Linked DNA regions of Mus musculus: region 2 is linked to region 1. A link is a contact called in ENCODE Hi-C data. All regions are on one chromosome and are shown on one strand. The core of a region is the stretch at or near the end of the contact, and the rest is flanking DNA. Distances in the headings are between cores, read along the strand shown.

Region 1 (2,700 bases), core at 129-2,628:
GAGTGTGAAGCTGTGGAAACAAAATTAAAAAAATAAATAAATAAAAACTGAGGTCAGCTTTTCTCTCCGCTGATGGGGTCTCTGCAGAGTCCTCGTGGGATCCAGTGTGAACAGGAAGCTAGAGGCACTGAGTCACGTCTCCTTTATTTTTATGGTGTTTTTATTGTTTTAGAAAAGGGAGAAAGAAAGCTAAGAGCTTCCTCCTTGATCTGGGTCCTTGCCATTAACAGCTTGCTTTTCTGACACTTTCCCCACTTTGCTACCATTTTCAGACATGTGTCTGCTCCTGATTGATGCACGCACGCGCACACACATGTCCCCAGGTTCCTGCTCATGCTGTAGTGGTTTCTGCAGCTCCTTCTTTCTGCTCACTACTCTCCTATAGATGCGTAGGTTCTGTGTCATGCCGGGCAGCAGCACCCCAGCCTTCAGAGGGCGTGTTGCACGCACCCCACATCTGCTGGCTCTTGGTGGGTGTCTGTCCAATCTGCTGTTTCCCTGACTGCTTTTCTTGGGTGCATTTTGCTCCTCAGGCATTGCTGAGCGAGGTTTGCTGTCCCCATGATATGGGGTGTCTCCTGGGAATGGTAGAGCCTCCTAAAGTGGCTTCTGTGGTAGGGTGGGTATTCCTGTGCCTGCTTGTTTGTGAGCACGAGTATACATGCTTGGGCATCGGTCAGTGTGTATGCATGTGGATACCTGCCTCCATGTGTGTACACGTGTGTGCATGCTTGTAGACCAGTGTGTGCATGTACATGCAAATGTGCATGCCTGTGAGCACCTGTTTGCACATGTGCACATATGTATATGCATGCACATGTATGGAAAGCTGCACTCTGGACTCTGGACTCTTCCCTACATTTAGCAGACTCTGTTCATTAGGAGGCTCGCTAAACTCATTTTCTAGAAGTCTGTTCTTGGCTCAGAGCTAAAAATCCACCCTTGCTGTTCTCTGGCAATGCTAGCCTATCTGGAGTGATAGAGGATGCAGGGGCATTCAGCATGATGTCACAGATTGTGTCATCTGTGTTTCTCCAGGAGTCAGCTGTTCGGCTGTCTCGTCCCCAGTCACACTGGCTGTCACAGCCAGATGCTGTGGATGTTCCCAGATAATTTCCAGCCATTTCCTCTCCCAGGGGACTGTCCTCTCTGCTCATGGGGACTTCCCTACATAGTCACGTTCTGCTCCAAAGGGATCCAGAGTCATGGTGGCCTGGGCAGGCTTTAAGGTACAGGTAGATGGCCTGCCTAGGTCATGTAGGGCCAAGAGGACAAGAACAGGGAGTTGGCCTGCTCGGGAAGCCTGTCCCAGGCGCAGGCAGAGCTCCATGTTCATACCCATAAGTCACCAGGCCAGCAAGGCATGGATGAAGGTTGCTGGCTGGCTACTTGGTGGGGTCACCCACTGGGGCTCTTGTAGGCTGAGCCTCACACTTTGCCTGACCGTTCACTTCACTGGGACAGCACCCAGTGTTACATTTAGGGGACAATAACTGCCTCCGGTAATGAGTGACTCCTTTGCTGCTGCTTTAAGGGAATCCTTTTGTCCTTCTCCAGACTGGGCTTCGTTTTCCTGACCAGCGGCGCCAGGGCTACACACACCGGGGGCATTGAGCAGAGAGCCACTGACTGAGCTCGGCTATTCTGTTTCCTTTTGCTGAGGGCAAATGTTGATGTAAGTTGCAGTCTTTCCTCCTGTTGTGAGCTGCTGAAGTTATCCTCTTGCTCCCTGGCGTGCTCTTATCTGACCTTTATACTGGATGGTTCATCCAACCATAAATAATCCCTTTGAAACACAGAGGGCCTGGTGTGCTGGCATCTGCAGAAGCTCGGAGAGGAGCTGCCAGGAGAGCAGGCTGAGCACAGGGAGGTGCAGGGAGGGTGCCAGGACTGACGGAGGAGGGGTTCTTCCGCCTCCTTTTCCATTGGGCCTGAGCTGGGGGAAGAGTAATTAGATAATAATGAATGAGCCAGTGAGTGGGAGGAGCTGGTCTTGGGGACTGGCAGGGAGGACTCAGTGTTATCAGAGTAGAGAGGGTTGGGGCTCTTCACCAGGGCTGTGAACAGGTGGCTCTCAGCATCAGGCTTTTGCTCATAGACTACAGTCAGTCTGTGTTCTGCATCCTTTCCGAGTCAGGTTCACAGACAATGCCACAGAACTCTGGGGTCTAGAAGGCCTGTCCTAACCCATAGGCGCCTTAGGGTGCAGGCCTCAGGGTTTTCTGTGTGATGGTTTGTAAATGCTCGGCCCAGGGAGTGGCTCTATTAGAAGGTGTGGCCTTGTTGAAGTAAGTGTGTCACTGTGGGTGTGGGCTTTAAGACCCTCATCCTAGCTGCCTGGAAGCCAGTATTGTGCTAGCAGCCTTCAGATGAAGATGTAGAACTCTCAGCATCTCCTGCATCGTGCCTGCCTGGTTGCTGCTATGCTCCCGCCTTGATGATAATGAACTGAACCTCTGAACCTGTAAGTCAGCCCCAATTAAATGCTGTCCTTTTAAGAATTGCCTTGGTTATGGTGTCTGTTCACAGCAGTAAACCCTAGACACCCTGTTTCCTGGTCTCTGGGGCTTCCTGTCAAACCTTAACTTAGCTGTTTCTTAGGAAGCCAGGTCTTTCTGGGTAGCTTGGGGTTAGCTGAGGTTTGTGGCTAAACTGTCTTCTGCCTGAAGGTTCTGAGAAGCTAGCAAGATCACTGGGGAT
Region 2 (2,700 bases), core at 59-2,558, 3.7 Mb before region 1:
ATTTCCAGGTAACACCTCTCTGGGTGTGACATGCACCAAGTAGGCAGAGGACATCAGGGACTGCGGCACACTGGGGACTTGTCTGAGCTACCTATAGACTCTACTGGGTATCTGCCTGACCCTAGGTCAATTACAATCTCTGATCTGAGCTTCAGTTTCACACCTGTAAACTGATATAGAACAGCGAAGCTGAAGGTTCCTTCATCATGGAAACCCAGCAGAAAGTGGAAAGCTGTCACTGTGTCCCTCCCTGGAGTTCCAAAAAGAAAAATCTTGTTGGTGTTTGCCCACCAGCACCCTGGACAGAGTAGGGCACTACAGGTATCTAATGATTATGTCACTCTATGTCGTTTGTCTGGCTCTAGTCATCTAGGACCCATAGAGCCAAATAACATCTGGAGTGAAACCAAGGAAGAGCAACTCCGCACCATATCCATGTGCGCGCACACACTAAGTCGACCAGACTGGCTTTTAGCCCTACAGTCCTTATAGCCCGTTATGCTCGTCTCTCATTTATTTCCCCGGTGCATCTGCCCTAGTAGGTCAAAGGCTTGCTAAATGCCAAAAACGTTACCCATGCACCCGTTTTTAGTGCCCAGAAGCTCCAGGTGAGTGGTGGTTCTGCATGTAATGTGTGTGTCCAGAAGTTTCCCCCTGTCGGTTGGGTTGTCTATACAAAGGCTCGGCTCATTCATTCTCTAATCTTTACCGATTACCAACTTTGTGCCGTTCAGGGCATCTGGGCCTGGGGCACGTGGGGCACCTTCCTGCCTCTCACGTAGAAGAGGCCTCACACGCATTCCTCTGGGGCTCATGTTCCACCTTTTCCCTTCCTTCCCTTTCTTCTTCATCACCCCCAAACCCGACTTGAGGCCCATGGCGCGACCCCCGCCCCTCCTGGGCCCCGGGTTCCGGGGGCAGAAGCGGAGGGCCGGAAGGGCTCATGTCTGCGCTTAAGAGTCCGGGTGCAGACTCCAGGGCACGAGGATAACTGGGGCCCGGACGCCTCATGGAGCTCGGAGGTCGCGCGCCCGCGATCCCCGCGCCCAGGCCTGGCCGCCCGCCTGCCTGGCCTCACCTTCCCGGGCCTTGAGTAGCACCGTGTTCGCTACGATGTTCTCGAGCTCCATGGGCTGCAGCGCCGCCCGGCCCGCCAGGCCGCGCCGCCGGCCGGGACCGCCCACGAGAGCCGGAGCCGATGGCGATCGGCGCGGCTCGGCTCGGCTCGGCTCGGCTCGGCTCGACTGACCGCGCCGCGGCCTCCGGGCCCCACCGGCCTCCGGGCCGCCGCCGCCCGCCGCGTACTCTGCGCCCCTCCCGGTCCACCGGCGCCCGCCCCGCCCCGCCCTCTGTTTACTTGGCTCAGTCAATGGGCGAGCGGACGCTCCCCGCGCCGGACTACTATTGGTCAGCCTCTTTCTCTTGCCCCGCCCACGGAGCCGGGAACTCGCTCCCTGCGGAGAGGGGGAGGGCCCCGTTGCGTCGCCGATTTCTGGTTGGACTGCGGACGGGATTCGGCCCCTAGGTTCGAATTTCTAGGCCTTCGTAGGATGCCGAGCTGCCAATTAGGGCCGAGCCTCTGCCGAGAAATCGGAGGTGGGGCCTCTCGGGAACCACGCCCAGAAGACCCAACATCTGATTGGATTAAAGACGTGTCGACCATCCAGCTTTGCGATCTGATTGGGTGAAAGGATGGGGGCGTGGCTGTGTGTCTGGTGCGCCGACGGGATTTCTAGGGTTTTGTTGGGGACACGCTGTGTCTCCTGCCGGCTATCAGGTAGCTTGGTTAGAATGGGTGTCCTGCCGTCGTCCCTTAGGTCAGCTGCTTCAGAAGGGCGCGCTTCCAAAGCTAGCAGAGGACCGAAGGAAGCTATTGCCTTCCCAGCAGCGCTTGCCTCCAATTCAGCCGCACCCCGCACCCCCGTACCCCGCCCCCGCAGCCGGATGTTGTGATTTCTCCCCTCCCACCCGTCCGGCGCCTTCGGCCTCTGCTGCCTTATAAGGCAGCGCAACCACCCCAAGTCGTTGAGGATGAGTTCACACCCATTGTACAGGTGGGGACCTGAGGCGCTGGATGTTGAGTGGCTGGCTGCACGCGGAGACCGGGAGTGGGGGGACAGGTCCGAATTTTGCATCTCATCAACACAGTGTAGTTCAATCCCCCACTTCCTCATCACCACCCCTTTTCGCACAGCAGGAAACGGAGGCTTGCCCAAACTCGGGAATTAAGGAACAACCGGATTCAACTACATGTTTTTGATCCATATTCATTCATTTTTGAAAAAAAATATATATATACTGCCACTGCTTTTTTTTCCCAGGCACCCAGCCAGGTGCCGGATATAGTGGTAACAGCAAGAAAACCAAACTCTCAGTGCTTACGTGCTAGGCGGGAAGAAAGGTGGTAGCTGTCCTGTAAGTGAGCACATTAATGGGTGGTTTTAGAATGAATGCTACTAAAACAAAGAACTAGAGAGGACGCTTTGTGGTGCCTCGCATGCCCCCCCCCCCCCCGCCCCATGTCATTAAAGGACCAGAGTGGTCACAGGCTATGACTTTTGAGCAAATCAAGAAGCGGCACCACGCCTAAAGTTAAGTTTGGCGAGGACTAAAGCATAAATGTTTCCAGAGTCCTGTGTTCTGAGGTGAGCCAAAAGCAAACCATGGTGACAAAAGGGTGTCAGCTAGACCATGGAAGGT

The links. A loop is a pair of places that touch in the nucleus more often than their neighbours do.
Region 2: a loop to region 1 is called in a map of regulatory T cell, with 7 times the contacts of the local background. The contact joins the promoter of Grk6 here to the enhancer-like site in region 1. A Hi-C loop is called at or near these places in 2 of 37 maps with a recorded cell type or tissue (T-helper 17 cell and regulatory T cell).

Annotation. Positions count from the first base shown.
Region 1 is chr13:51,776,456-51,779,155 of GRCm38, reverse strand. The region is part of intron 1 of Sema4d (sema domain, immunoglobulin domain (Ig), transmembrane domain (TM) and short cytoplasmic domain, (semaphorin) 4D); the gene reads left to right. Among named protein-coding and RNA genes, the nearest start is that of Sema4d, 16 kb to the left of the region's middle. Within about 2 kb of position 1,378, at least 3 of the 3 ENCODE cell types and tissues checked have a DNase peak (open chromatin) inside an H3K27ac peak, as active enhancers do.
Region 2 is chr13:55,443,939-55,446,638 of GRCm38, reverse strand. It overlaps Grk6 (G protein-coupled receptor kinase 6), which reads right to left and starts at 1,308. Exons shown (of 16, transcript NM_001112711.2): 1 at 1,079-1,308. The coding sequence starts at 1,130.